Regions from separate parts of the Homo sapiens genome. Here region 1 is linked to region 2. Evidence: chromatin loops called from intact Hi-C (ENCODE). Cell type or tissue: gastrocnemius medialis. All regions are shown on one strand. Each heading gives the region's core, and the rest is flanking DNA. Links, peaks and the distances in the headings are about the cores only.

Evidence for each region. A loop is a pair of places that touch in the nucleus more often than their neighbours do. Peaks named below come from ENCODE experiments on the same cell type or tissue, not always from the same donor. Only the 100,000 strongest peaks of a DNase experiment are listed, where the experiment ranks them.
Region 1: it touches region 2 in a loop (6-fold over the local background); 4 of 110 quality-filtered maps call a loop at or near these places.

The regions. Positions count from the first base shown.
Region 1 is chr18:26,956,112-26,972,569 of GRCh38, forward strand. The region is part of intron 4 of CHST9 (carbohydrate sulfotransferase 9); the gene reads right to left. It overlaps LOC124904275 (a long non-coding RNA gene), which reads left to right and starts at 14,172. Exons shown (of 2, transcript XR_007066323.1): 1 at 14,172-14,247. RefSeq lists enhancers at 449-1,036, 1,037-1,623. In gastrocnemius medialis, for the core only: a CTCF peak has its summit at 7,389; no DNase peak of the experiment used is centred there.
Region 2 is chr18:26,649,561-26,666,018 of GRCh38, forward strand. LOC102725227 (a long non-coding RNA gene) reads left to right here and starts at 6,171. Exons shown (of 3, transcript XR_935311.4): 1 at 6,171-6,274. It also overlaps a transcript of KCTD1 not described here. RefSeq lists an enhancer at 1,454-1,955 and silencers at 7,367-7,606, 7,617-7,806. In gastrocnemius medialis, for the core only: a CTCF peak has its summit at 6,469; DNase peaks (open chromatin) are centred at 6,664 and 7,532; H3K4me3 peaks cover 2,653 bases; H3K27ac peaks cover 1,855 bases; H3K27me3 peaks cover 2,460 bases.

The DNA.
Region 1 (16,458 bases), core at 3,996-11,995, 310 kb after region 2:
TGGTAAAACCCTGTCTCTACTGAAAATACTAAACCCTGTCTCTACTAAAAATTAGCTGGGTGTGGTGGCGCACACCTGTAGTCCCAGCTACTCAGGAGGCTGAGGAAGGAGAATTGCTTGAATCCAAGAGGCAGAGGTTACAGTGAGCTGAGATTGCGCCACTGAACTCCAGCCTGGGCGACAGAGTGAGACTCTGTCTCAAAAAAAAAAAAAAAATATATATATATATATATACACACACAATTATATCATATATACAAATATACATATATCATATATAATTATATCTATATATATATACACAATTATATAATCACTAGGACCACAAAAATAATATAATTGTGTACATATATACAATTATATATATAATATACAATTTTTTATATATATACACACACACAATTATATTATTTTTGTGGTCCTAGTGGTTATGATTCTGCTAATGATAATGTTTGTCTCTTGCTTATGGATAGCCTTAGCCTGGTGGAGATGACAATATTCTCTGGCCTATGCAAGAAAAGAGGAGGGAATCCCACTTAACGAAAACTTAAGTCATTCTCAAATTTATTCAAATCATACTTGAAAAGGCGGAATGAAATTTAGGGGGATATGTTTTAACTATATAAGCCTTTGCTAATAAAAGATTAAGAAGTATGTGGCTTAGCATCTTTTAATTATTTTTTTCTAGCAACTTGAATATACAATGTTTGAAATCTCTGGTTGGATCAACATTATTTTGCTCAGAGGTTTGTGGACTTTGCATACTGATTCTTTCCTGTTTCCAAGTACATTTGCTTTTAGGCTATTTTTATTCACTTTAAAGGAATTTTAATAACTTTCTGTTGACAGCATGGACAGCTGGTCTTGAGAATTAAAGAAAATTCACTTGCTGACTGAGGAAGGAAGTGACATCAATGAGCTTCTAAAGTCAGCCCAGCGGGGGAAATTGGCTGGTGAGAGAGTAGCCTTTCATTGCACTGTATTTATCGAGCGATGCCTTGAGATGCAAATTGCTGTATCAATCAAACCTGTGGTGCCTACCTCCAACCAACCCAGTGCAAACTGAAGGAACAATGCCCTGAAACACTGAGAATAAAAAGGATGAGGGGTGCAGGAGCCCAGAGGCTAAGTGAATTACGGAGCTCAGAATGCTCTCTCACCAAGCCTATACTTCATTCTCTGTCAAACCTCAGTTTCTTTGTCTAGAAAATGAGTTTTATGGAAACTGTTGGTTGAAGTCAGTCTGTTTCTTTGACAGATGGCTAAGAGGACCAGGTACTAATATAGATAGTGTAGACATGCTATCTCAGTACGTTTGTCCCAAAGAGAGCTATCAATTGCTTTTTATCCCCTACTGAGAGCTATTTAGAAATAGGAATTTTTAGCTGTCATACTTAGCTACTACCTTGATCCTTTGTTTTAAAACCCTGTATTCATTGTTTATAACTACACTGCAAAAAAAAAAAAAAATAGCCAAGCATCAGATCTGGACTTTAATAACGACAATAGCAATCACAATCATCATCGTCATAATAAATGACAATTTTCACCACTATCAGAGAATCTTCTTCTGGAGTTGTAGTTACCTATTTTGCAAAGATAGCTGTGGTGTGAGTAGATTGTGTGTGTATGTGTGGGTTATGTTGGGTGAACAGGCAGGTATGTATGCATATACTCACACCTGTGCAAAAGAAAGGTAGAAAAGTGCCTAGGTACATTTTATGTTTATGACATGAAAAATTACATTCTACTTATTTCTTTCTTTCTTTTTTGTTGTTTTTGTTTTCTTTTTTTAGATGGGGTCACTCTTTGTCATCCAGGCTGTAGTGCAGTGGCACGATCTCCACTCACTACAACCTCCGCCTCCTGGGTTCAAGCAATTCTCCTGCCTCAGCCTCCTGAGTAGCTGGGATTACAGGCATGCACCACCACACCTGGCTAATTTTGTATTTTTAGTAGACATGGGGTTTCTCCATGTCAGTCAGGCTGGTCTTGAACTCCCGACCTCAGGTGATCCACCTACCTTGGCCTCCCAAAGTGCTGGGATTACAGGCGTGAGCCACTGCGCCTGATTCTCAGACATTTCTAGTCTTGACTTTGCCAGGCTATATGATATTTGGCAAATTACTTCACTTCCCTGGCTTTTGTTTTGTCTTTATTGCATAACAGGGATATAAATACTAAATTTGCTTATAGTTGTTTACGTTCTTTGACTCTTAAAAGAATGAGGAGTAATGAAAATTCCCATAGGATTGGCACAGATAAAAAAGAAAGGAAGCCTAGGAAACACGATTCTAGACATCAGCTCTGGGAAGGAATTAATGACTAAGCCCTCAAAAGTAACTGCAAAAAAAAAAAACAAAAAGAAAAATTGACAAGTGGGACCTAGTTAAACTAAAGAGCTTCAAGAAACCATCAACAAAGTAAGCAGATGACCTACAGAACAGGAGAAAATATTTGCAAACTGTGCATTCAAAAGGGTTAATATCCAGAATCTATAAGGAACTTAAACAATTGAACAAGCAAAAACAAACAACCTCATTAAAAAATGGACAAAAGATGTGAACAGACACTTCTCAAAGGAAGCTGTCAGCAAACACAAGAAAAAATGCTCAACGTTACTAATTATCAGAGAAATGCATATCAAAACCACAATGAGATAGCATCTCATGCCAGTTAGAATGGCTATTACTAAAAGTCGAAACAGCACATGCTGGCGAGGCCATGGAGGAAAGGGAATGCTTATACACTGTTGGTGGGAATGTAAATTAGTTCAGCCACTGTGGAAAGCAGTTTGAAGATTTCTCAAAAAACTTAAAATGGAAGTTCCATTCAACCCAGCAATCCCATTACAGGGTATATATACAAAAGAAAGAAATTGTTCTACCAAAAAGACATATGCACTCATATGTTCATTGCAGCACTATTCACAATAGCAAGACATGAAATCAACCTAGGTGCCCATCAATAGTGGATTGGATAAAGAAAATGTGGTACATATACACCATGGACTACTATGCAGCCATGAAAAAATGAAACCATGTCCTTTGTAGGAACACAGATGCAGCTAGAGGCCATTATCCTAAGCAAATTAATATCCAGGAACATAAACCAAATTCTACATGTTCTCACTTATAAGTGGGAGCTAAACATTGGGTACACATGAACATAAAGATGGAAACAATCGACACTGAAGACCACTAGAGGGAGGAGTGATGGAGGTGGGGAAGGGTTGAAAAACTAACTATTGGGTACTGTGCTCAGTATCTGGGTGATGGGATCAATGGTATCCCAAACTTCAGCATCACACAAGATACCCAGGTAACAAACCTGCACATGTATCCCCTGAATCTAAAATAAAAGTTGAAATCATATTAAAAACAGAAAGAAAGGATTCATGTTTGGTGTGGGAACCTGGGAAGACTTCATGGAAGAGACAGCGTTTGATCTGGATAGGACATTAACAGAAGCAGATTAGGGGAACAGTATTTTACCTGGAAGGAAAAGCATGAGCAAAAGCACATCAGGGAATGTCTAAGGAACAGTAAATGGTTGCACTGAACTTAAAGGTGGTCTGTATATTGGCAAAGTAATAAGAGACAAAGCAAAAATTGTATGATGGGCCAGTATCACGGAGGACTCTAGATACTTAAAGAAATATTTTTTGACATAATATTTGTTGAGGGAGTCCTTGAATAATTTTGAGTCAAAGATTGATCCAAATGGTACCCTAGGAAGATTAACCTTGAGGATGGGGGATCCTGGCAAAGAGATGGAAAAGTGTAGATGAATGTAGGGCACATTGTATGAGTAAAATGGATTTGAAGATTCAGATGAGGGGTTAGGATGGGGAAAAAAGGAATAAAAGAGGAGCAAGATTTTAAGCTTGGTTACTTGGGAGAAGATGCTATTAATGCAAAGGTAAAAATAAGGAAATAGGTCCAATTTAAAGAAGTAAGTTTGGTGAGCAACAGAGGAGGTGGGATGATAAGCTCGGTTTAGCATTTATTTGGTTTAAAATACCAGTAAAACATCCCACAGGAGGCAGAAATAGATATCAGGAAAATACCAGGCAGTCTTCTGCAGAGAGATGATGGGGAGAAGAGAGCGTAGAAGACTCTCGAGTTGAAGGGAAATAAATATCAAGATTTGAACTTTGGAAAATGGTTGTATTTTATTTATATTTGAATAATTTGATGTTTCAAATTATTCAACTTAGATAGTGGAATGCAAATTTTACATCATCCATAGTGAATAAGAAGAGACTCCTTCTCTAAGCTACCACAAGGATTTATTCTCAGGAACTAGCAAATTTGAAGTTTGGTGTAAGAGCTTAAGTTCTCACTGGTTGTGGAGTTAAAAGACAATTGCAAGTTTTAGCAGAAGAAAATTAGGCTGATTTCCTTATTTATTAAGCTGAGGCTAAGGAATGTTTAGAATTTATCGGAGAACAACAGAATTGTTTATGCCTAGCATTCCATTATTGGAACGCTAAGCATATGGGAGTTATTTATATCCTACTGCTCAAGGTCATTGCCAAGGTCTGATTGCAAAAATTCAAAAAATTGCAACCTCCAGCATAAATGGGTTAAGGGCAGAGCCCAGGCAGGAGTTAGTGGTGCGATCAGGGCTCACTCTAAACTCTGACTCCTGGGCTTCAGCAATTCTGCCATATCCTTTCGAGTAGCTGGGATTACAGGCATGAACCACTATGCCAGGACTTCTTTCTTCTAATGGAGTATTCTCTTCCTTCTAGTAATAATAATTTTTGCCCATCATATGTTTTATGAATATTTGTCCTAATTTGTCACTCACCTTTACTTGTGTACAATGTTTAGGGAATAAAAGAATATTATAGCAATGGCTAGTATTCAGTAAGCGCTTACAACATACCAGCAACATCGATACATTCTTCACTCAGTTCTCCCAGCACTTCTGTGGGATAAGGCTATTGCAGATGATGAAGAATGAGGCATACAGATACTAACGTGCCTGGAATTGCAGCTGGGAGGTGATGAACTCAAGCCTCACTTCTGAGCCTACATCATTTCCTTTCTGGTTTCTGCTTTCAGTGTCCAGCTTGGAAAGGCACAACTCCGTGCAGCAATTAAAAATAATAAGGTCATATCTGTATGTAAGGCTAGAGAACAATACCTCCATTGTATTTTTAGAACAATGTGTATAACTAATATGTTTTTTAAAGTACATATGATTATATGTAAAGAAGTCAGAGGAGATATACTTTAGCACTTTGTTACACGTTAAGGCCGGGTGGGAAAGGAGTAAGAGTTACTTTTAATTTAAGCACATCTGTTTCCTTTTTTTTTTTTGCCCTTGTGACAGCAACTGGCTCCATTGCCCAGGCTGGAGTGCAATGGTGCAATCATAGCTCACTGCAGCCTCGAACTCTTGGGCTCAGACAATCCCTCCAATTCAGCCTCCAAGTAGCTGGGACTAGAGGCATGCGTCACTGCACCCAGTTAATTTTTTTAATGTGTAGAGATGAAGGTCTTGCTTTATTGTTCAGGCTGTTCCCAAACTCCTGGGCTCAATCGATCCTCTTGCCTTGGCCTCCCAAAGTGTTGGAATTGCAGGTGAAAGCCACTGGGCCTGACCTGCTTTTGCTTTTCAAAACTTTTTTATTAGGAAAAGGTACTGCATCAATTTAAAGAGAACAATGTTTCTGTTTTGGATAAGAAACATGGGTGAGGCTTTGAATATGCTTTTCTTTTTTGCACATTAGGACAGGCGTTCCTTCATTCATCCACTTGTTCAACCATTCATACCTGGTTTGAAAGTCTAGTTTGTGTTGGTCTTGGGCTGGCTACTGGAAATACAAAGGCGAAAGGGTATAATCAGTCCCTCCTCTCAGTCTGGCAGGGAGACACACAGGACAGATTCGGAGTGAGAGTTGCCATAGGAATAAGGCAAAGTCCAGTCTCCATTCAGATGAAGAGGGCCAAAGTTGGCCTGGGGGTGTCAGGAAAAACTGCCAAAAGGCTCCAGCTTTTAAACTGAGACACAGCTTACAGAATTTTCCCTTTCTAGTTCCCATAACTGTTCACACCCACTGACTCTTCCAGCCTGGGGTGTTAATGACTCTCCTGTTACTAACCTGGGGTTACTATACTATCTTCCGTGGTCTGCTGCTCCCTCTACTCCTATCCCAAATTATAGTCTCCTTTTTTTTTTTTTTTGAGACCAAGTCTGGCTCTGTCGCCCAGGCTGGGGTGCAGTGGCGCGATCTCAGCACACTGCAACCTCTGCCTCCTGGGTTCAAGTGATTCTCCTGCCTCAGCCTCCTAAGTAACTAGGACTACAGGCATCTGCCACCATGCCCGGCTAGTTTTTGTATTTTTAGTAGAGATGGAGTTTTGTCCTGCTGGCCAGGCTGGTCTTGAACTCCTGCCCTAAAGTGATCCACCCACCTCAGCTTCCCAAGGTGCTGGGATTACAGGTGTGAGCCACTGCGCTCAGCATTGTAGTCTCTTTCTATATAATCTTTTTTTAACTTATCTCAATCTGAATGTGGCCTCTGTTTCCTTTGGGACATTTACTGATAGTTGGTGCCTTTCACCTGGGGACAGGTGCAGCTGCTGGGAGCTGGTAGAGTAAAGGCTGGTGGCATCACCATCGCCTGGGGTAGTTTGCTTATCACCTGGGTATTGAGATCCAAGGCCGCTTCAGGCAGTATCTCCGCAGGTGTCTGGTATAAATGGGGAGAAAACTGGCAGGTGGTAGGTGATAGATGGTAGATGGTGTGTTTATGAGTCAGGTGGAACAAACTCAAGACCTCTAGAAATCATTCGTGAGATGGGATGAAGCCAGAGAAACAGTTTTGTAAAAGTTTTTTTGTGTATTTGAAACTTTAAAGCTGACATTTTCTGAGGAACACCCATTACTTCGATGAGAAAATTGAGGGTTCAGTAAGTTATTAATTCACCCATTTAGTCATTCGTTCAGAAAATACTGAGGGCATATTATGTACCGGGCACTGTATTGGGCATAGAGTGAATGAAACAAACAAAAACACTCATGGGGTCATATGTGAACCCAAGTCAGTCTGCCTCTCAACATAGAGTTCTTTCCACTGTCTCAAACTGTCTTCTATTAAACATTTGATAAATCTCATTTTTCCAAAACTTGACATGAAGGACTCACTCCTCTGCCATTTCCTGGAACCATGGGCTGCTTTTGCACCTTTTCTTCTAGATGTGCACTTTCCGCTAAGCTTGGCAGGATCTCCAAACTCCTAAACTCTGTGTCCTGGTAAGTCATCACCAGGACTAAACAAACATTAATGTTGGTGCTTATTACTGAGCCGTTGGGTCTATTTTTAAGAACACAAAGAATGAAAAGATTAGCTGCCTACAAGCTCCCCCATCTGTTCAAATGGAAAAACTTCACAGAGCCCTAGGGTGCTGGGCAGCGCAGATTCCAGCTTCTGTTTTTAAGGAGTATTAAAAAAAAAAAAAAAAGGAAACAATTATTTCAGTGTCTCTACAAATGAAAACATCTATTTCAACTCAAAGAATATTTTGTAAAAGTAGAATGTAGTGAGTAAGATCACAAACTTGGGTGTCAGTGAGACTGGGTTCCAGGACTAATTCTTCATTTTAGTAGCCATGTGACTTCAGGCAATTCAATTTCCTTAGCATCCGTAAACCTTGATTTAGCCTTCTAAAATGGAGATTATCAGAGACAATCCCTACCTCTTGAGGTTTTCATGAGGACTAAACGATATCATGCACGTTTCATACTTAGAGTAGTGCAGGTCACATAGTAAGTGCTCAATAAATATAGTCACTACTGTTATATGCATTATCTCTTTCACTTAACACAACCTTAAGAAGGAAAGAAAAAGTGATTATGTAATCTAAATATTTGTAGCCAGGGAAGCAAATAGTTCTTCTTATAGTTTCATAAGAAGAGCATTTTTGATTAATTTAAAGGAAAACCACAGACATTTAAAATAAAAAATAGAAGCAGAACGCTGATGTGGCTAACACAAGTTGGACAACATTTATTAACGTTCTAATGCTTTATAAAAATTGGAGACCAAATAGAAATCCATATAATTTCCTTTATTTTATTGCTCATATCTAACTTAGCCACTAAGAAATTAGTGCAATACTTTATGGATGTTTTCAGAGGCAGCTCTTATAATTTTCAGTTGACGACCTTAACAAGGTATTGGTTACATGAAATGTATGTTCATTCTCAACCGCCCACCTGTTTTATTATTTCTCTCCAGAAACAAATATTTTTCTGGACTTCAAACAAATAGGACTTCAAATTCCTATTTCCCATTTAGTGCATGTTACTTATATCTGCTGCTTTATTTTTCTTGATGTATTTACAATAAGTGAGAAAATCAGATCTAGGCCCAGCTTACAGTTATGGAAGTTCTAGTGTTCTTCAGGGCAGAGCTTCTCAGGCAGCAGACTGTGGGCCGTAAACAGGTATGCCTCTGTATTTGCCCCCTGGCTTCTGGGTCTACCAGTCAGGGCCTGGGCCAGCCCAAATCTCTAAGCTCATTGCCTTCCCACCTCCAGCAGAGCAGTCTTGTCCACTGTGTGTGCTACACAAATACCACCTTCTTCCATGTGTGCTGTGATGTGGGAAAGGATGGAAAACACTTTCTTGGAGAAGGAGGAGCTTTGAGCTGTGCCCTTCCAGAACAAGACTAAAGGAAATGTGCAGGATTGACCCTGTGTTTCAGAGTACAGCAGAAGAAGAGAGCATGAAGCAAACAGGATGAGGAAGAGGTGACATGAGGGACAAATGCACAGGGAAAGGAGCGAAGATGGGAGGTCTTTCTGCCTAGTGGTCAGAAGGAAGGTCAGATGGCGATGGCAGGAGCCTTAGACTAGAAAATAAGAGGGTTTCCTCTGCTTTAATGTCCAGAATCGTGATTTATTTCTTTCCTTCATTATTTGTAGTTGTCCAAAGTGATGAAATTCTTGGGAAGCTATTATGAAAACTATTTACAACTGAATGCATTCCCAATTACAAGCATTGGACCAGCATTTTTTGGGTTTAGAATTTGAGCCGACTGTGAATGGATTATGAGACTCATGTGAGTGTCCCCTGGCTGGTGGGTCATGGCCCGAAGCTGCACTGTGCGGCCTGCAATGTGTTTCATAAAAATACTCAACTGAGGTAGCAAGTACTTGTGCTGGTGGCAGTGTTATTTCCACTTGCAGGAGCAGTGTAGCTCCATAGCAGTGCCATCAGTTTATAACTATGTGAAGATTTGTGTATGAGAACCTCAGTGAACTGACAACACATTACTGATTTACTCCAGTAATGTCCTGTGCTTTTTATAGATTAGAACCCCTGGGAAGCAGGCCATCTGGCTTGCCCTTTAGTTTGACCTGGCCTGTAGCATGGGTTTTGGAATTCACAGACCTAAGTTCAAGTCTGAGCGCTACCACCATTAGCTGAGCAACACTGGGCAACTTATTTAACATCTCTAAGCCACTGATTGCAAATCAGAGAGATGTGATAACAATAAAATTTACTGCATGGTATTGCTATGAAGACTAAATGAATAATGTGTGCCATGTATCTAGAAGAGCTTAACACATGTTCACTCTCCTCTTCACTCCTGCAGCAACAGCAAAAATCATCTGTCGAGTTAAGGGTAAGAAGATCTTATACTAGTAGCATCAGATGCTGAATAAACTCACAGAGATCAGAGCCTCATGGTCAACTGGTAGGCCTAGTGAGGGACTCAGGAAGAAAACATCTCATAGGAGGACAAGAAAGGGTGTCAAAGAAGTAGACATTGAGGAAACAAAAAAACCCTTTGGAACCCTGACTACCATCCAGTGAGACAAGATTGACAATTAAAACAGAATAGACATAATATGATCCATGCCTCAGTTCCTATGCCTAATGTTGCACAGTTTGGCAAAAAGTAAATAGTTTATTCATAATGCTGCTTTTAATTTTCCCAACTAATTGTTTTTATTTCTTTCTAAAGTGTCTGGCAATCCCAATTGATAGACTCAATTGATCATTTAGTGTAGAAAGGGTAAGTTAGGAAAATCCAATCTTGACAACTTTTAATGATTTTTCTGATGTATTAAAAAGGTGGGACACTATAAAACTATGCTTTATATGACAGCTCTTTTAAAAAATCAAGTACAAAGTATAATTGAAAATATTCTTTCATTTTTCTAAAGAAATCTCTTTTAAATTCTTAGAAAAGATCAGGCACAGCAAAAGCGAGTTAAAGCCTTAAAAATATGTTATTGGTGTCTTAGACCCCAAAGCAGAAATATACACTCATTTTAAGTTGCAAGAATAATAATCTAGATCTTTGGGGATTTTAAAAATTTCATCTCTTTGCCTTAAATGATTTTGAAACAAGGCATGAATATAAATAATACATATAGTACTTCTGGATTTAAACGTCTTTGATGAAATGATGATACTGGCTTGGAATCTCTCTCTCTTACTACACACACGTTCATGTGTGCACTTGTATGTGTACCTGTGACATAGCTGTTTAGAATGGTTGGACCTTCAGATGGATTGGCCACAGACCTTTCTGTCATGACACAGCCTTGCCAGTCATTCTTTCAGCTTCCTAGCTCCCCTGGCAGTGGTGGAGAAGATCCCAAGTTGTTATCAACTGAACAAGTGAAGGAAAGTTGGTTATTTTAAGGCACATGAATTATTTTAGGATTTCTGGTTGTCCCTGGCTAAGTTTTTGATGATTACTGGAGATAAGAAAACAATACTTAATTATTACTTTCTTTAAAAAAAAAAAAAAAAAAAGCTCTTGCAGAGTTTCAGAAGATTCTGGAAATTGACATGATTTCCTAATGTTCCAGTTGGTAGATATCTCGGGTTGGCCTGGGGACTTGTCATTTCAGTCTCAGGCAGACACTACAGATACGCTTTTTGGGGGATGGGTCAAAAGGAGAGTGTGACTGAAACACTGAGGGCTTTATTCTTCCTTTTGTGAATTCTAACACTAATCATATTCATCATGAAAGACGTTTCCAATACTGAGAGAGTGTAAGGCAAAAATCAAAAGGGTCACTTCACCCTTAGTCACACCCCCTATGTCTTTAAAAGCAAGAAGACAAATACAAAAATCCTTGTATATGCAATGAAAGCTTTCTGAATGCTATGTAGGAAGCTGCTTATATAAGGGACTGCTTATCTAACATTCTGAAAGTTTATGTTGCATTTACAGGGATATTTATATTTGTCTTTTTGCTTTTTACACGTGTAGTAGGGCCATGGTGTAGATGCTCTTCAGCTACTTGTTTTTTGCTTTTGTATATTACAATATACCTGTATATTGTAAACACCTTTTTGTTGGTCCCTATAGATCTACCTCATTGTTTTCAATAACTGCATTGTATTCTACTGAATAGAAGTCCTATAATTTTGTGGGCAGATAACTATTGTATGTGTTTAGAAATTTCTTATTACAAGCAATTTGTCAATGAAACTTCTTGTAATCTTTGTGTACTCATGCAAGTATATTCTATCGGTTAAATTCTTAGAAGTGGAATTATGTGGCCAAAAGGTGTGTGTGATGGTTAATATTGTGTCAACTTGATTGGATTGAAGGATGCAAAGTATTGTTGTTCCTGGGTGTGTCTGTGAGGTGTTGCCAAAGGAGATTAACATTTGAATCAGTGGACTGGGAAGGGTAGACCCACCCTCAATCTGGGTGGACACAATCTAATCAGCTGCCAGTGCGGCCAGAATAAAAGCAGGCAGAAGAAGGTGGAAAGACTAGACTGGCTAAGTTTTCTGGCCTCCATCTTTCTCCCATACTGGATGCTTCCTGCCCTCGAACATCAGACTCCAAGTTCTTCAGCTTTGGACTCTTGGACTTACATCAGTGATTTGCCAGGGGCTCTCAGGCCTTCGGCCGCAGACTGAAGGCTGCACTATTGGCTTCCCTGCTTTCGAGCTTTGGGGACTTTGGATCTGGCTTCCTGGCTCCTCACCTTGCAGACGGCCTATTGTGGGACTTCACCTTGTGGTCCTGTGACTCAATTCTTCTAATAAACTTTCCTTCGTATATGCATCTATCCCATTTGTTCTATCCCTCCAGAGAACCCTGACTAATACAGTATGGAAATTGAAATTTTTGGTTGTTATTGCTACATGACCAAAAAAGATATATTATATAAGTAATATATATTTACACTCCCACCAACAATTTATGAGAGTTTGTTATTTCACCCACATCCTCTAGGCTTTAGCATTGTCAGACTTTGAAACTGTTGGCATTGCTATCTCATGTTTTTAACCAACGTTTAAAAAAATCATGAGTGAGGTCGGTGCTTTTATGTTTACTAACCATTGGTGTTTATTTTTCTACAGCTTGTCCATTTTCCACACATCTACTTTTTATTTATAATAGTTTTGTTGCACTTTAAAGAAATTAGATACCTGTGTGCCAAATTCTAAATAAGTTTTAAGTCTGCTGTCTTTTGAAGTCATGAAAATTTGTTTGCATGTGTGTGGATGTCTTTAATATGTATATATTCATTAAATATTCTACAATGGTGCATGCATTTCATACCATTTTTAGAAAGGCTTTTCTCAATCCACAGCTGTTTTTTAAAAATGAGCTATTTTCTTCTATGACTTTTACAATTATTTTGATGATTTCTTACCTTATGGTTAAAAATTTGACACATTTGAAATTTATTTTGGTTTAATGTTTGAGGAAAGGATCCAGATATGTTTTTCTTCCAGGTGGCTGGTCAGTTTTGCTCAAAATGTTGATTGAAACATCTATCTTTCTTCTACTGATTACCACTTCACTTACACAAAATCCTCACATGGGTTCAAGTCTATCTACACTCACTCTGTTCCATTGACCATTCTCATTTGAATTTATGCAGTCTTTTTTTTTTTTTTTTGAGATGGAGTCTCGCTCTGTCACCCAGGCTGGAGTGCAGTGGTGCGATCTCGGCTCACTGCAAGCTCCGCCTCCCGGGTTCACGCCATTCTCCTGCCTCAGCCTCCCAAGTAGTTGGGACTACAGGCGCCCGCCACCGTGCCTGGCTAATTTATTTTTTGTACTTTTAGTGGAGACGGGGTTTCACCGTATTAGCCAGGTTGGTCTCGATCTCCTGACCTTGTGATCCACCCGCCTCAGCTTCCCAAAGTGCTAGGATTACAGGCGTGAGCCACCGCGCCTGGCCACGAATTTATGCAGTCTTATATTTTAATACTCTTTACTAGCTAGTCTTCCTTTTTTGATTCTCTCTCTCTCTCTCTGTGTGTGTGTGTGTGTGTGTGTGTGTGTTAAGCCCTAATAATAAAAGGATAGAAGTCTCTATACAGGTTGAAGGTGACCTTGGGTTGTGAGTATATATTTGGCAATTAAGCTCCCAGATAAAGATGAGTTTATTCCACAAAATAGTTCTTGAAAACCGACCGGGCTAGGCACTCTCCTGGGCTCTGCGCACACAGCAATGAATAAGGAAGAAAAGGTTCCTGTTCTTGCTGAGCTTACATTAGAGAGTTGGGGAGGAGCATACAAACAATTAGCAAATAAGCAAATGTATACGGTCTTATTGTGCCATGAAGTGAAATGAAGAAGATAAATTAGGGTGATGAGCTAGAGAGTGAGGGAGGAGGGAGGTATTTTAGATAAGTTATTTGGGGAAGATTTTCTGAGTGACATTTGAGCGTAGCCTTAAGTTAAGCTTCAGTTTATCGTATCTAATTTCTTTCTAAATAGTTTGATCTTGATACTTTAGTGTCTAAAATAGAATTTGTTATATTTCCCTTAAAATCTGTTCCCCTCTGATCTTCACCATTTTGGTCAGTGTTATCATTACATTTCTTGGTCATCCAGACCCTGAAATTTTGGGGCCATTTACTTCTTTGTTTCCTTTCCCACATGACCCATTGGTAGGTCCAGAGCACCTTCTCCAGGGCGTCTCCAGCATGTTTCTTCCTTGGCCATTACCATGGTTGGGTGCCTAAAATTGCCCACAGTGAGATTATCATGTCTGCCTCTAAACCAGTGTCTCTGCCTCCAGTGTCTCCCACTTTCAACCCAGACTCACCCTGCTGTGATGTTAAGCTTCTAAAATACAGATTTCTGATCAAAATCTTTGAGCTGCAAATGGAAAGTATTTTTGCTTATAGAATGACATTAGACTGCTTTATTTCAGATTCAAGATCTTGCAAAATCTGAGATCTGCTCAACTCTCAACTCTTCTTTCCAAATGAATGCTTCCTATCTGCCAGGTACAATTCTAAATGCTGTATGTATTGATTCATTTAAACTACACAACAGCCCTTTGAGGTACGTACTATTATTATTATTATTATTTTTGAGACAGGGTCTCACTCTGTCAGCCAGGCTAGAGTGCAGTGGCACAGTCTCGGCTCACTGCAACCTCTGACTCTGGGGCTAAAGCGATTCTCCCTCCTCAGCCTCCCAAGTAGCTGGGACTACAGTCACATGCCACCACACCTGGCTAATTTTGTATTTTTTGTAGAGATGGGGTTTCACCATGTTGCCCAGGCAGGACTTGAGCTTCTGGGCCCAGGTGATCCTCCTGTCTCGGCCTCCCAAAGTGCTGGGATTATAGGCGTGAGCCAATGCGCCTGGCTGAGGAAGGTATCATCATAATTGCCACCTCATAAATAAGGAAACTGAAGCATGGGGAAGTTAACTGACTCATCTAAAGTCGTGGAGCCAGCACATAGACATCCATCACTGCAATCAAAGAAATCTGGCCTCTACCCATGGTGATATATGTTACCTTCTAATGTTTCAAGATCTATTCCTGCTTGTGTGTGATTGAATGTTGTTCCTTCTGGCAGAAATCTTTTCTCAGCTCTATTTTTGCTTGTCTATGTCCTCAAGGCCCAGCTCAGGTAGCCTCCTATCCCCTTCTCTCACCAGCCTCATCCTCATTAGTGGCTTCCACCCCTGAACTCTCAGGACAGTTTTAGGATGTATCACCCACTACTACACAGTGGAGCAGATGATTCTGAGCACATCTTCTGTTTCTGCAACTAGATTGCAAACTACCTTAAGGTAGACACAGTGGCTTATTCCTCTGGGGCCCTAAGAAAGACCTAACTTGCATAGTAGGTACTTAATGTTGATTGTTGACCATGTCAGTCATAGAACACTCACTCAATGGAATAAAGCTGGTGTCTAGATATTGGTGACAACTTTAGCACATTTAAATTTAAAGTATGCTGTGTAAAAATTTCAGAATAAAGACAGAGAAATTCACTCAACAAACACTTATGGAGCATATGCTGTGCACCTGGCATTGTTGTCAGTACTCAGGAGGCATTCCTGAACATGTGAGACATAGTCAGAATAGACTAGGTTGTGTTGCAATAACAAACAATTGCCAAGTCACAGTGGCTTAAAAGGAAAGGTTTATTCATTTATCATACTCTATGTCCTTTGATGGCTGCCAGGGGAATAATGTTCGAATTAATCACTCAGGGAGCAAGCCCAGTGGAGCAGCTTCCATCTAGAAAGGTGCAGATGCTGTGTCAGAGGGAGGAATGGACGTGGCAGATGTGCTGGCTGCAAAGAGCTCTGCCCGCAGCAGCAGCACGCATCCCTTCTGCTCACTTTCTATTGGCCAAAGCAAGTCACACAGCCACGCCCAGCTCGGGGGGCGGGCAGGGAAATCCACTCCTCCACTAGACCTGGAAGGACAGAGCGCCCATGGCTATGGATAGCTCCCACGGCTATGGATAGCTCCCACGACTCCCCACAGACAAAGATTTCTGCCTGGTGGAGCTTATTCCAGTCTCTGAAGGGGAACACAGACAATAAGTAATAGACACGATAGGTAAGTAAATGGTAGAACATGTTAGAAGATGACAAGTATTATGGCGGAAAAAAAGCAGAGTTTGGTGAGGAGGTTGTGATGGAGGTGTGGCAGGGGTGTGGAGGGGAATGGGGTTTTCATTAAGATGGTTACATTGGGCCAGACGCCGTGGCTCACGTCTGCAATCCCAGCACTTTGGGAGGCCGAGGCGGGCGGATCACTTGAGGTCAGGAGTTCCAGACCAGCCTGGCCAACATGGCGAAAACCCATCTCCACTAAAAACACAAAAATTATCCAGGCGTGATAGCACGGGCCTGTAGTCCCAGCTACTCGGGAGGGTGAGGCAAGAGAATCACTTGAACCTGGGAGGCGGAGGTTGTAGTGAGCCGAGATCGCACCACTGCACTCCAGCCCAGGTGACAGAGCAAGACTCCAACTCCAAAAAAAAAAAAAAAAAAAAAAAAGGAAGAAAAAATAGATGGTGACATTGAGCAAGGAATTGAAGGAGGTGACAGAGTCAGTCATGCAGCTATCCTGGGAGAAAGGGTTCTAGACAGAGGGAGCAGGAGCGCAAAAGCCCTAAAGGGAGAGAGAGCATGGCCGTGTGTTTAGGCAGCAAGGAAGCCAGTGTGGTGGAGCAGATGGGGACCGA
Region 2 (16,458 bases), core at 3,462-11,461:
TACAGTGGCGCAATCTCAGCTCACTGCAACCTCCGCCTCCTGGGTTCAAGCGATTCTTCTGCCCCAGCCTCCCGAGTAGCTGGGACTACAGGCACGCGCCACCACGCCCGGCTAATTTTTTTGTATTTTCGTAGAGATGGGGTTTCACCATGTTGGCCAGGATGGTCTCGATATCCTGACCTCGTGATCCACCTGCCTCGGCCTCCCAAAGTGCTGGGAAAAGGCAGCTTTTTAAAGCTGGCTGGGCTTTCCTTTTCCAGGAGAGAGAGGCAATGGTGAGAAACTAACAGCAAGACCAGAGGCGATTCCAAGTTTACTTGCCAATGTGTGTCACTGCCATCTGCTGGATGGAATGGGTATCAGACCGGGTCCCGTGTTTCTTCTCAGTGTTAATACGCAAATTCAGTGACTCCCATTGTGGGGGTTCAGAACCTAGTGGTGCATTTGCATCATTTCATAGCGTAAGTGTCTGCAGATTTTGGAAATCCCATGACAACTGTGCACAGGACGACCTCCACATGAGTAATCAAAAGGCAAAACAGGACCATCTTTGAGGCAACGTCCTACTTAGCATCAATGCTTCCCCAGATCAAATTTGATCTGTTCCCAAATGATTGATCTAATTGGTTAGAAAAAGCCCATAACCAGCAGGTGAGGGTATCTGGCAGAACTTGGGTCCTCTTGTCAATGGCAAAAAGTACTTACAGGGAAGTGAAATCAACATCTGGCTTTATTCTTGCGTCCCCTGAAATTATGTGTTCATGTATCCAACAGTTATTTATTGAGCACTTATCCTGTGTGCCAGGCACTGTATTAAGGAACTGAGAAAGCAAAGGTGAATAAACACAGTCCCTGCTCTTAACAATATATGGATATTTTCTGAGTGCTTATTTTGTGCTAGGCATATACATCCTGTTACATCTCATTTTATTCTCTGAACAACTCTAGGACTATTATTATCTCCTTTACAATGATCTCATATTATTACCTCATTTGTAGTTCAGAAAACTGAAGCTTAGAGAGATTCAGTAATTTAACCAAGAAAATACAGCACAGACAGAGATGGAGTGGGATTTGCATATGGGGTGGTGGGAATGGATGGGTAGGATAGAGAAGGATCAGTACCATGGACCAATGTAGCTTTTTCTCCCCCTCACATAGAAAGTCTGGGTCTTTTGTTTTACACACATTTTCTGTTCCATTGGCTACAAATTTCCAGCAAAGTGAAAGTGCTACAAAAACAAGTCAGTGATGATAGCAGTAGATGCTTTGGAAAGATTTATCAGGAAGAATATCCCTTCCTCTAGCCAGCATTTGAAATCTATCTCGTTAACATTCTCTTCAGTTCATAACTCTTCTTCTTAATAGCAGCGTTGGTGTCGGCAGCAAGGGCTGAATTGTTGTCAGTTCCCATTGGATAGAAAACAAATCCCTATTTTGGTCAGCATGACAGAGTACTTGTGAGCAAACGATTTGCTCAGCAAGAGATAGAGACCAATTCACATGTTCTGATCACAACAATCTCTCACAACAATCTCACACTGTTTTTGTTTTTTTTCTTTCTCTCTTGGCATAACAGCAGGGTGCTGGTGTGGCAGGGAGATACAGAGGTGGGGGCGAAGAGAGAACAGGAGGAATGGAAGCCGGTGGCAGAACAAGCAAGCCCTTTGCCAAGTGCCCTTGAAAAGGGCTTAAATAGTATGTCCTGGACAGAAAGGACTATGGGTGTAGATGAGAAAGCAGAACGGCTAATGGGGGCTAATGGCAGGGTTTTGTAGTCAGCCAGCTGAGTTAGAATCCCTGCTCTGCCACTAGCCTAGTCTTTGACTTCAGGAAACGGATATAACCTTTCTAATCCTCCAGGCAAGAGGAGGTACAGCTAGGGTTAGGGTAGGGGGAACACTGATGGAAGAGTCTGAGATCTATTTAGAAGGTAAAGTTGGCCGAGTGTGGTGGCTCACACCTGTAATCCCAGCACTTTGGGAGGCCGAGGTGGGCGGATCACTTGAGGTCAGGAGTTCGAGACCAGCTTGGCCAAAATGGTGAAACCCCACCTCTACTAAGAATAGAAAAATTAGCCGATCATGGTGGCGGGCACCTGTAGTCCCAGCTACTCAGGAGGCTGAGACAGGAGAATCGCTTGAGCCTAGGAGGGGGAGGTTGCAGTGAGCCGAGATCGAGCCACTGTACTCCAGCCTGGGTGACAGAGCAAAACTCGGTCTCAAAAAAAAAAAAAAAAAAGAAGAAGAAGAAGAAGAAGAAGGTAAAGTGTACAGAGTCTAATAAAGGGTTGGCCATAGGTGAACAAGAGAGAAGTGTCAAGTGGACACCGAGGTTTCGGGCATGTTACCTAGGGTGGGTGCAGAACAAGATGGGTGCAGAATACTACTTGCCTCACAGTCTTGTTTGGAGGGCTCAGGGAGATAGGTATTCCAGACGGCCTCTGCTACTTGTTCCCTAAATCTTAGCCATGGATGTTACCAGTGCCTGGGGTTTCAGAGGCAGCTGAGATAAGGTGAGACTGATATGGACCGAGGGACTGAGACAGCAGGGGCCAGACTTGGGGTGGCTCCTCCAGAGAAAGTGCCCTTTGGGGTTGATTGATACTACTTATATGCACTTCAGTTGGACATACTCTTATTTTTCCTCTTAACAATCCTGTAAGGCAGGTTAGAGAGATGACATCGTTCCCATTTTTATAGAGAAAAAGGAATAGGCCAAAATGATGGTTGTTTTTCCAACTGGAATTTGCCCTCAGGGCCATCCACATGAGAACCACCAAGAAAAGTAGCTTATGGAATTGCATTTGTACATCAAACCCCTATGGAGAGAGTGATATTCAAAGTGTCTTCAGTTGAGTGATTTGCATAATTGTGTCAGTTATTTGTATGTAAACGGACTTTTAAAAAGCATCCAACCATTCATTTCATAATCATCTGACATGTTTATAATATTTTAATACAATTAATTTGCACTATAAGGCACAGGTTTGTTTCAGAAGGCTCAACATAGGCCTACTTCAATGATGAATTCCAACTTAGTCAGACTTGGATAAATGGAACCACATGGTACACTTCATAAAGGAAAAGCATTTTGGATAACAGGATAAAAAGAGCCGGCCGATGAGTGCCTGATACACTGTAGGCACTCCAGACCCAATTGTTGAACAAATGGAGGGAGGGATTAAAGAATGACTAGATGCTTTGGTTTCCTTTGTGAATGCTGTTACACCGGATGTGAATGAGGCTTCTCACTGCTACTTAATCTGGCTATTAGAAATGACGTGAAAGATACAAAATCCACCCAGGCTTCAGAATTCCCGCGTCTATTCAATTAACATGCCCGAAACTTAGGTGTCCACTTGACACTTCTCTCTTCTTGTTCACCTATGGCCAACCCTTTATTAGGTTCTGTAAACTTTCCCCTCTACATAGATCTCAAACCCTTCCATCAGTATTTCCCCTACCCTAACCCCAGCTATATCTTCTCTTGCCTGGATGACTATAATAGCCTTCCAAGGGCTATGCTTCATCCATCTGGGTCCCTCTGACCACTTCCCAGAGTGCCAGCAGAGTTATTCTTTCCAAACACCAATCTGATTACTGCTGCCCCTCTCCCAATCCTCCCCATCACTTACTCTTGGGTGAAGACCAGGTGCCTGTCCCTGCAGTCTGCATCACTGCTTCCTCCGTCTCTTACTCCAGCCAGTTAAGCCCTGAGTTCCTCCCCCTTTGCTAAGCCTCTCCTGGCTTGGTAAAATACTGTTCCTTCTTTTTTCTCCCTGGAACTTCGTCTCTGTTCTGTCTCTCTTGCCCAGGCCCCTTCATCCTTTAGATCTCAGTGTGTGGCACTTCTGACCCTGGTCCAGGCCATTTTGGCCCTCTTTAAGTTAATGCTACCAGAACCCCATATTCCTCTTCCTTCAAAGCACTCATCTCTGTCAGTTGTTCAGTTATTCGATGAATGTCTGCCTCTCTGTCTGGACTATAAGCTCCATGAGATTGGAGGCTCTGAATGCTTTTTCTCACCATTGTGTCTCCAGCATTTAACACAGTAGTTCCTATACAGCAAGCACAAATATTTGTTCAATGAATGAATGAATGGACCTAATGAACACAGGCTTATTATGCTTAAAGGATAATCTGTTTTGTTTTCTTCAGTTATCTCAAACCAAACTCATCAACAAGCAAAACATTATTTACATCTAGCATGTTTTTATGAATGAAAAGCCAGAGCGAGTTGTGTCTCACTTCTGCATGAGTAAGCTATTAAAATAAGCATACATGCTTGCATCCAAAAATTTCACTTTTATTCCCAAGATAGTTCGTCCTAAAGATGGAGCAAATAAATGCTCTGTTTGCTTGGGAAATTATAAACTGCAGTCCAAAAGAAGGTTCAGAAATGCAGTTTAATAAACACTAAATAAAAACGTTGGTGAAGTAATGGTTCACAAACATCATTTGAATGACTCAAATGCAATGCAAATGGGAAAAGACCTTAGCTAAAAACATCACATCAGAAGTAGAAAACTATCACTCTGATTCAGAAACATTAAGACAAGAAAGCATTTGTGCAAGCAATTGTTATTGCTAAATGCAGAGCTAAATGGAAGTTTAAGAAAGTTCTCTGATAAAATACATCTGTCACTAATTACTCTTACATTTAAAAACCTAAATTGCTTTGGATAAATAATTTGATGCCAAAAGGTCCATAATGCATTATTCAACGCAAATCGAATAATACGCTTTCATCATCATCTAGTTGAAGTCTTACTGAAGTTACTTTCCTAATACTTAAGTGGCATAATTTGTACAATGATTACTGAAGGCTTCCCCCAAAATAAATATCTCACATCAGAGTAAGTTGAATGGTCGGTAAATCACATTACTTAAGTAAATATGAAACAAGCTATTACTGTGCACCCCTACTATGCAAGCCCTGGCAAAGAATTACAAACACAAAAATCTTACAGCTAGAAGAGAGACATCTAGTGTGTGTTGGAGAACTTTATATATTGTGCTTCAGGCATAATTAATACAGCAAAATCACTGCAGTCGTTTTGCATACTGTGGTGGGAGATTTTTGACAAATATCTTTCACCCTCAATTCATTTCAAAATTTCTTCCCGGCTGTGTGACATTTTTGCCTAATTAGATACCTTCTTCTTAACATAAGCCTAACCCAATGAAGTTTTCTCCGTGATGCAAAGTTTTAAAGTTTCATGGTCACCTTTGCAACCTAATTAGTAAACATTTAACCTACTGTCATCATAACCACTGCTCACAATTCTTTCCATTCAGGCAGCAGCAGGACTCCCGAGTCAAACTGTTGCAGTCAGTGTTTTAGTTTCCTGAATATCAGCCCCTCGTAGTAAGCCAAATGCCACACAAATACAAACACGAGGAATAAATCGGCACACTGCCCATTATCCAGGAGACAAACGGATCCACTGCTATTTTAAATTCACCAAGTAGGCTATTAGTTGCCACAGATTCCCATATATGTAGGTGAATTCCTTGATGCAGAATCAGGTTTAATGAATCATTCTACAGCATCAGCCTCAGCCTTTTAAAATCCTTTATTTTCTCCTTTTCCACATTAAAAACACATTTGAGATATACACAGAAAATGTTTCTCTAAAAAAACGCACACATACACACAAAACAGGAGGTCTCTTAAGGAGTCTACTGCTGAGAAGGTAAAAGCATTTTGCTCATTTTTAATTTGCTAAAACAATCCAAGCATGCTTGGTACCCAGAGGGTATTCTCAAATAAACTTGTATCTCTAGCTGCCAGCTTAGTTGATTGAAAACAGAAGGCAAACGTTTCTTAAAGAATATGTTAAACTGTTATGTCTCCCAGTACCACTCAGGATACACACACACACACACAGACACACACACGCACACATACCGCATAGTCAAGGATTTGCTTGAAAGCAGCCAGTTCTATTATCTAAAAGGTAATACATTTGTACCAAATTACTCCTGCCTACTGCGGTGCACCTTTTAGCGAAGAAGCCAGTGCCACTGGGATCCTGGACAGTTCTGGTGTGCCATTCTCCACGTACAAAGCCAACGGCCCCATTTGCGACTTTGCTAACTTAGTTGGCTTCCGCCCAGCCGAACCCCGAAGCACAGTCACTGAAAACGTTTTGATACCAGAAAATCATTTCCACGACAGTGCAAGTGTTCGAAAGCACAAAGGCAGACTGTCTACCCGCGACAGTTCGCAAGTTGCGGTGGCGGGGCGGCTGTGCGGAGCGCGCGTGCAGGTAAGGGATTCCTGCACCCAGGTCTGCTTTCCTCTTCCTGGATGTTTTGGGGCTCGACCTCACTTTTAACGCGAATTCACCATTACGCGCCCCCCACCCCGTTCTTTTTCCAGGAGGCGCGGACTGTTTTCCAGCCAGGTCCCTCTTGGGGGCGGGAGAGGAAGCACACTTCACATTCAATAAAGAAGGGTGGCGGGAGTGGGTAGGGGGGCGGCGGCAGTTGGGGGGGCGGAGGAGGAAAGAGGTCAGAAAGGAGCCAAACTGAATCCCTCCCGCCCACCTCTGCGCCCCGAGCGCTGGTTCAGACGGCGGAGGCCAGAGGCGGCCGGGAAACTGTCCCTTTAAGGGAACCTAGGCCGCCAGGAGGGGAGGGAAGGATGCGGGCTCCTGACTTGGCGCTGACCGCAGCGCCGGGAAGAGGCGAGCGCAGCAAAGCCACAGCCATTACCTGCAGCGCTCGCATCCTTCCCCCGTCCCAGCGCCGCCCCCACCCCCTCCCCGCCTCCCAAGGAGACTTCTAATCCGGAGCATGTGCTGTGCCCTTTATCCGGGGAGGAGGTGGGGAGGAAGAGGAATAAGAGCTTTTTAAAAATAAATGAAACGTTTGCATCCAAAAGGGGGAGGAGGGCTGGAGATGGGAGGGAGTGGGAGGGGGCTTTAAAGGCGCCTGGGTGGGCGGAGGCGGCGAATCTGGACCAGCCCGGCCGGCGACGAAGAGCGCCGGGCACCGGCCGCGGCCCACAAAGGGGAGCGGCGTGGTCCGGCCCGGGCAAAAGGGGGAAGGAAAAACCGCCCCGGGCCCCAGTCCGCTCGGCCGCCACAATGGCGTCTTTCACGGGGCGTCCGGGGGCGCCGCCGAGGCTGCCTGCGAGAAGGGGGCGGCGGGGCCCCTACCCCCGGCAGGAGCGCAGCCCCGGGCGCCGCCGCCCCCTGCGCGCCCCGCAGAGATGTGCGCTTGGCTCTGGGCGCCCCCGCGGCGCTGGGCGCTCTCGGCGGGGCCGGTTTGCGGGCGCGGAGCTTTGCGCCGGGGAAGAAAGGGACGCGCGGGGCTCGGGGGAGGAGGGAGGGGCTCGGGGAGGGCGGGGGAGAGCCGCGGCGGAGCGGCCGCGGGGAGGCTGGCGCGCGGAGCGGCGGGCGGGCGGCTCTGGCACGGGCTCCCAGAGCCACGGCGGCTCCTCTCCGAGATCCGGAACCCGGCCCAGAGATCCGGAAACCCGGCCCCCGGCCGCGGCCCCTGCTGGCCGCACCCGCTCCTCCTGCCCGCTCTGCTCCGCCCTGCTCTCGCCAGCTCCCACTGGAGGAAGAAAGCCGAGAACCGGGAGCGGCAGCCCCGGAGGAGGCGGCGGCCCCTGCCCCGCCGCGGGTCCAAGCGGATTCCTAGTCGCCCGCCGCGGCGGGCGGCGTGTGTGCGAGTGTGCCGCGCTCTCGCCCCATGCCTGGCACATGCGTAAAAGCGAGTTGCGCCCAAAGTCCCAGCCATACCCTCCTTAGCAAATAATAACAAACCCAAACCGTCAGATCTTACCTGAAACATTGAAGCACAAAGTCTCTCTCCAAGTCCCCTTTTCCTTTTCCTCTCCCCCCTTTTCCGATTTCTCTCCCAGCGATCTGCTCGGCTCGCCACACCAGAGAGAAATGCAATAGCTTGGCTAAGGTAGACAGAACAAAATACAGAGAAGAGTTGCTCCAGGGCTTTGAAACCCCTCAAGGCAAGGATCAGGATACAATTAGCTCATGCCTCTACCTCTAGTCTAAATCAATCTCCAAAATAAAACTTAAATCAAATTAACCGATCACAGGGCAAACAATTGATCTCCTTCAAAAATAAAGCTCTACATATACGTATAGAGAAATATACACATAGGAAATTTTTTTCCAGATTTTTTTTTGGTGGAAAAACAGTCTCATTCCAGCCTCTAACTTGCTTTTTACCCTCCTCTTGCACAGAAAAGCTGATTTTAATCGTTGTGATTAGTTTTGATGTAACGTTTCCGCGGGCGATTTCTGCAAATGGATGGAGTGTTTCTTTGCCAAAAGAGGGAAAAGCAGCAGATGATGATAATTATAAGGATTGTTGGTTGTTTCTTTTTATTTGTGTCTAGGGCTCTCTCTTCACTTTCTCAAGTTGACCTGACATTGCTGTTACACTAAGGTCGCACAACTTGTTGAGGATCATCGCCCTGTCTGATAAAAGGATAGGTGATAATTTGGCAATAGAGCAGCACATTTTTGGTTCCTTTGGCGACATAACGTCCCAAATGACGTGGATAAAAATAAGCACATGCAGTCTGCTTTGCCCCAATCAAGTCTGAATCAGCGCCTGAGGGTGATACACAAACTCATTTCAAATGTTCAACCATGCAGAATTGTAGAAAGATTGAAGGAGTGACACCGCATTTTTTTTAATGGCAAAATTAAAAGAAAACAAAACCCACATTTGGTGTAGCCAAGGACCTACCATTCAGTTTTATTTGATCAACCTTCTGAACACACCTCACCTCCTCCTCCCTTCTCTTTGCTATTCTCCACCTGGTATCTTTTATAGGGGGGGTTGTATAATTCCATTATTTGACGGAAGTGCTCAACAGAGCTCGACAGGCTAACATAAATACATTTCCCCAGATTGTTACTCTGGTTCTGACCTCCCCCACTCCTCATCAGTTCTTCCTCTCTAGGTCTTTGTTCAGGGAGATTGTGCCTGGGCCAGTGGTTATCTTAGTTCTTTTTAGTTAGGGTGGGATATTTGGTTATAAACTCAAGGATCACCTCCCATTACTGTTATATCCTTGTAGGATACTTTTTGAAATGGTATGTTTTTGAGCACTTCACAGTTCATTAATTCAAAGACTTTGCTGACATTTCTTATGGAAAAGATCAGGTTATATGGCCAAGGATGCTAAAGAAAGAAAGTAACCCTAAATAGAACCAGACATGTCCTGCAAATACCTGCAACTGGCAGCATTTCACAGGAAGTATTTTTTAACCATCATTTTTCCTTTAAGGTAAGCAACTGCTGCAATGCCAACAGAAAAGGGAAGGACCGAGCTTTTAAAAAGTAAATAGAGTCAATCAGATTAGTGCATAATACATGAAAGATTAACATCATAATGAGAACCAGGGGTGTTGGCAGATTTTTTTTAATGTAACAAGTTTATATTACATGAGAATCTTTGCACATTCTTTTTCTCTCTATCCCCACACACAAGGTTGATACATTCTCTGATCTACAATAAAAAATTTTAAATGTCCACAAGCCCTAAATTCAATGGAATAAAAACTTTGTTCTTGCCCCTAAATGGCACTAAATGTTAATACAGGAGAGTGTGAGAAGAAAAGAGACTATGGAAGAAATATCCCCAATCACTGATATGATGACTGAACACATTAAAGGTGTGGCCTAAAGTGACTTTTAATTAAAAACAAACAAACAAAAACAATCAAGTGTCACATAGAGAACCATGCATCATTGTCCTAGAATTTTAGAACTGGAAAGATCCTTTGCAGGCATCTAGTCCTTTGGCATCATTTTATAGACGAGGGAAATAGGCAGCTTGCCCAGTGTCAGGAGCCAGCCATTGACAGGGGATCGGCCACAAGAGGCAGGACAAGAAGAAAGGTGAGTGACGTTCCTCTGCAAGCACTGACCCTGCAAAGTTGAGCATAGCATTCTAAATTTTGTTGACATGGCTTGAACCGTACTTTTGAAATTCCCTTTTTGAGATTGTCCTCAAATCCTGTAGCACAATCTTCTAAATATCTTTGATGGCAACAAAGTTTTGATCTTTGATCATTTAACTTTGGAAACAACAACACAAAAATTTATTGCCAGGTCTAGACATTAAGTAGATGAGAAAGATGGCTTATGCTACTTAGAGTCAAAAAAAGAAAATAGGACTAAAAACAGGACAGTTTTCTTATTAGTTCCTAAGAGGAATAAAGACAGTTCTCAAATTTTGAGCAATGAAATTATTACTGGAAAAAGGGCTTTCCTTTTTAAGATAACTGCTCTGAAGGGAATAATATTCATTTCAGTGAATTAAGTTCTGAAATGTACATTTGTAAGACATTTTAATATTCCAGAATGATATCATTTACAAAAAGACGATCTTTTAAAACATTAGGCCATTGAGATTTTAAAGTGATTCAACCTGTTTGGTTGATCTTGAACTTGTAGTAATTCCAGTGGCAAATAGACTGAAGGTAAATTTTCATTCTATTGTGGTGGGGATCTTTATTTTCTTGCATTTCAAAGGGATCTCAAAGTTGAGGCTGTATAAAATATTTTGAAAATTTATTTTGTTCCATGCAATAGAAAGAAATCAGTAAACTTCATGACCTTTAAATCAAGAGTAATGAAAATTTATTTTAAATTTTAAAATAGGCTGTCAGTGAAATAGCATGTGAGAAGTCAGGTTCATATCTTGCCAAGTACGAGATACAAACTTAACAGACTTCAGTCAGCCTCTGCAATCATAAAATGACCTGAAAGTACTTTTGTACTTTTTATCTAATTAATAATCTGCATTTTGGGGTGTCCGTAGCACCTTTTTCTCCATCTTTAAGAAATTCGGAAAAAGAGTATATTAAAAATCCATCTAACTTCCTTTTTTTTTCGTAAATAACTGGTATGAGACCAGCAGCCTAACAACCATTAGCCACACGGAAGACAATGGCAATAAAATTGTCAGCAAGAAAACAATCAAGAAGAAAACTGGTTTCTTTCTGTTTTCATCTTCCAGGGTCTCACTGTCAAAATAAGTTCTACCACTTTTTAAACGCAGAAAAAACCAAGATAGGATATTTTGAATTGAAACTAGCAGCTCAGCTGAAAAAGGTTTGCACTACGACGGTTGTGGAAGAGAAAACGAGATGTTCTTGGAGGGGAGCAGCAGCCTCCCTTCTAATGTTAGCATGGGAAAGCACATTTGGTTGCATCACAGTCACTGAACCCTCAGAGTGCAAGTTGCCACAGAACAGCACGGTTTTGTCCAGGGTAGCCCTGTGGTACATTCTTGGCGGTGATTTGACAAGATCTGGACATTAGCTGCTGAGATGAAATGTGAAATTGCAGAGCCCTCCACTGAAGCAGTCAGACACTCAGATCAAATTTTAAAATCCCATTGCACTTTCCATCAGGAAGAAGAGAGATGCCTCAGTGCTTGGGCTCAACCTGGGTGTGCATAGATACCACTAGCTGTGGTGAGGCTGCCACAGTTTCCCCTACCTGGTCACTAAACAACAGCATTTCCATCATTGCTCCAGCGGAATCCACCTGTGACTACCATGAGAGGCCCTGCTGCATGGGAAGGCTAATTATATTGTTTTATTTTATCCCTGGGTCAGTTTTTTTTGTGGGAAAATCACCTGGTTATTATCAGCCAACCTGAAACCCCCTATAATGCTGCGGAATGTGCACATTTTCCTGGAGTTGAATAGAAGTATTAATGAGCTCTAACAAAATGGGTTTGTGATTCCTGGAGTTTGGCCCCAGCCACCACCTGTTTATAATTAGCCTCTGGAAAACCTATTAGTTTCCTGTATCACTGTCAATATTGACTTTGTAATATCTCATCTTCTGAGAAGGTAAATCTTCTAATAGTTGCAGATACACCAATGGGCATATTTCTGAAACAGAAATACATACCAAGTCCTTGTATTGAGACCCTTAAATCAATGTGGTCTCTCTTTTTTTTTTTTGGAGGTGGAACCTTGCTCTGTTGCCCAGGCTGGAGTACAGTGGCACTATCTTGGCTCACTGAAACCTCTGCCTCCCAGATTCAAGCGATTCTCCTGCCTCAGCCTCCCCAGTAGCTGGGATTACAGGCATGCGCCACCATGCCTGGCTAATTTTTGTATTATTATTATTATTAATGTTTTAGTAGAGATGGGGTTTCACCATGTTGGCCAGGCTGGTCTTGAACTCCTGACCTCAGGTGATCCACCCACCTCAGCCTCCCAAAGTGCTGGGATTACAGGCGTGAGCCACCGTGCCTGGCCCATGGCCCAATGTGGTCTTTTATCAAAGTTTCTTCTCTGGTTGTCTAATACGAACACTAGTTATAATCGCACATTGTAAAACAATACAGATGTATGAAGAAATAAAACCCGACTATGATTGGATACCCTGACACCTGTTTTTGATAGTCTTATTCAGTTGAGAAATCTGTTTGTCCACAAGGAGGTAGATGTGTGGAGAAAGTTGTGAAGCATCTGTATTCATTACTGGCATTTGAAATTCTTTGCTGGATACTTACCTTCTATATTTTAAATAAATAATTGCAAGTAGGTTTTATGACTCTAGTTGAGTTACAATAGTAATTCTGCCACCTTAACTTGTGGTGTTACCTGATCCTTAGTTTTTTTAGCCATACAATATGAATGAAAATATCTATTTTGAAGGGTTATTTTGAGGTTAAATGGGATAATATATGGAAAGTGTCTAGAACTGAGCCTAGCACACAGTCAGTTCTCAATAAATGATAGCAACTATTATCATTTTGGTTTATAGTAGCTGAATAAGTCACATGGTCTCTAGTGTTTAACAGCATAGAAGAAGGATACCTTTGCAATAGGAGTACTAATTTATCAACATCTCTGTGGCTAATCTTTTTAAAAGATAATAACTAAATCTTGTTTTATTATTTCATCTAGAAATTACATGGACATCTCACTTTGTCACATGTAAAATAATGGGGTGAAATGAGATTTTCTCCAAGGTAAATCCTAGCTATGAAAAATCATATGTTTGTGATGCTGCTTACTAGTGAACACACCTTCTTTTTGTTCCATTGAGGATCCTTGATTTTGACAAGACTGCCTCACACATATAAAACAATTAATTAAGCATTATGTATAATTGCTCGTGTAAGAAGTGGTACTTGACTAGAATTCTGCCATGAACCTCTTTCTTCCTAATTATTTGCTTTTTGCCTTTCAGGAGTTACAAAATCAGTATAAGCAAGCACTTCACAAACAAAATTTAAAAAAAAGAAAATGCAGTTTTCAAAATAGGAAGAAATAAACTTCAGGGCTGATTGAAATCTCTAAGAAAGAGTTCAATCAATCAATCATATCATACCATCCTATTTTCTACATTCTCCAGTTTATGTATTAAATATATTCTTTGCTAAGCTTCAGACCTTATCATTTTCAGATTATTCCATGTAATCTGTTAGGCTATCCATTTTAAAGCTAGTGGCTTTTTAAAGAAATGCAGTGGCTGTTTTAAAGAAACATTTTTAATAAGATATGCATTTCCTTATATATTTTGTACTAGTTCATATTCCAGTGCCTCCTAGTAAACTCTCTGGCGCTGAAAGTTACTTCTGTTTGCAGTGTAATGTGTCACATGCACAGCCCATCCGGTACAGAACCACTTAGCTTTGCTTCACTGTTCTACTGTCTGAACCAAGGCCATTCATGAGAAACCCCATAATACAATTGCGGCACCTCCGGGGCACCATATACATTTATGTAAGTTATCTCTTTTTGCATCCTTTGGGTGTCAGAACCTCTCAGCTTTGCTAACCATAAAAAGTCCGCCTTAAGCATATTACTAACTTTAAAACTCTAATGATATGGATGACATATTTCAATTTTTAAGAAACCTTTCCCTGCTCCACCCCTGAAAAAATCCAATAAAACTTATCCAGTGGAATCATGCTATGGTTAAACATATAAAATGTATTTAAAAGAAAAAGAATTGTGAATATGCTATAGCCAACCTCCCCCCACCAAAAAAAAAAAAAAAAACACAAAAAACAAAAACCACACACACACACACACACGCGTGCACACACACACCCCCAAAGATCAAGAACAACAAAAATATCTTGTCAATAAGTAATAATTAAACAAGAAACAAGGCCAGGTGCAGTGGCCCATGCCTGTAATCCCAGCAATTTGGGAGCCAAGGCAGGTGGATCACCTGAGGTCAGGAGTTCGAGACCAGCCTGGCCAACATGGTGAACCCGTCTCTACTAAAAATATGAAAAATAGCTGGGCATGGTGGCAGATGCCTGTAATCCCAGCTACTTGGGAGAGTGAGGCAGGAAAATCACTTGAACCTGGGAGGCAGAGATTGCAGTGAGCCAAGATCACCCCACTGCATTGCAGCCAGGAGAGAACAAGACTCTCGCTCAAAAAACAAACAAAAAACAAAAACACAAAGAAAAAAGAAAAAGAAACAAAGTATTAACTCTAACTCTGGCAAGAGCCGCTGTAAACAAATTGCTGCTGATACCAAGAATCTTTGCACTTTCTTTAAAGTTATCAGGAGAGAAAGCAGTTTCTAGGGTCTTAATGAGTATTAGCCTGATCAGTTAAAATGTGCACTGGGAGATGGGGAGCAAATCAACAGGACTATTCGGTATGGACGTTTAAATGATTTCAACATTACTTTTACTAATAACATTAATAATAGTAGTGATAAGAAACAATGATGACTGATGGTACAAAACTTCCATTGTGTAAAGACCATCTGGTTATGAGAGTCAGACATGAAAATCTGAAATTAAATCCTCAATCTGTCCCTCTAAGGTTGCTTTGTACATAATGAATATCTTAATTTTTAAAAAAGGAAAAAGAAATTGATTGTACCAAACGTACAGCAGCTCCTGCTGAGAAAACAAAGTTGGTGTGTCTATTTCTTTTCTAATTGTAGATGTCCCTAAACAAAACAAAGCCTCTGTGAAAGAGCTTGCAGATAATGGTAGTAACTCATCAGCCTTTTATCTTGTTTCTTTGTGTCTGAAGATTTTCACAGATAAAGCATTATTATACTCCTATTATTCATTATTTCCCCAAGGCAAGGGCAAGCATTACTGCAGGTTTTCTTCCTATAGTAAAGCCTACTTAAAGATGTCTTTTGGGGGGAGAAGAAGCTAAACCTTGGGTCTTCTACAACAAATACATAGTTTAAAACTTATCTTTATGTAGTAAAGACAGATATCAAAGAGAAAGCATCTAACTCAGAACCCAGAAGATGGCCAGTATTCATACATATTTGTTATTTTAGTTTTATTGATCATACCCAGGGTTTAACTCTTTCTAACTTTTGGATTTTCTGGCAATATCAAAATAGAGTGGAGATAGAAGGACAAATATCGTGTGATTCCATTTATGTAGGGTACTTAGGATAGTCAAATTCATAAAGTTAGAAGGTAGAATAGTATTTACCTGGGGTTGGGGAGAGGAAAGAATGGGGAGCTGTTGTTTAAGGGGTACAGAGTTTCAATTTGGGAAGATGAAAAAGATCTGTACGTGGATGGTGGTGATGGTTGGACAACAACGTGAGATGTACTTAATGCCAGTGAACTGTACACTTAAAAATCATTAAAATGGAAAATTTTATATATTTTTTGGCACAATTAAAAATGAGTAAAATATACAAATATTAAACTCTAAGAAACAGGTGAGAGGAAAAAAGTACAATACGGTAAAAAACAAAGCAAGGCATCTAGTTCTCTGATTCTCTCCATAATTAGTGTTACATCTGAGTTACACCTGGTCACGATGGCCCATAAAGAAGTGGGGCAGAAACCCCAGGACCTTGTGTTGACCACATGGTCAATGTGTTGATCACATTGAAGACCCAGCGTGAGTGGGAGCTGGGTCTGATCACCATTCTTTGTCCGGCACAGCTAAAATGCCCCATTCATTGCAGATTCCTTCACTGTGGTATAAAAACTTGGATATTCTGAGCCAAATCAAATCACTGGAAATTGCTAAATGGTGTGTCTGGATACTTGAAATTATGTAGGCAAAATAGCCTGGTGTTTGACAATATTTTAGACATGTCCTATGTGTTTGTCATTGTGTAGATGTGAACTTGTACGTGAAAATACAAAATTTACAACAGCTTGCAGATTCATAAAATAATGAACTGGTTATTTAGAATCGTGAAACAAAAACCTGTTTTTACTTTTTTTTTTTTTTTTTTTGAGGTTTGGATTGGGTTAGAGGTAGCTAAAGCCTTGATTTTCTTTCGTAATTTCTGTGGCCATCTAGAGATGCCTGTTGTGTCCATTTAGCCTAAATAGCTACCTCTGGTCTCATTGTACTTGCTACAGTTTTATTGGTGCTCTTTTATTTTCTGAAAATAGAGTTCTTTTTGTTGTTGTTGTTGTTGTTGTTGTTGTTGTTGTTCTGGAAATAATAGCAAGAGAACCTTTTAGATTTTAAAG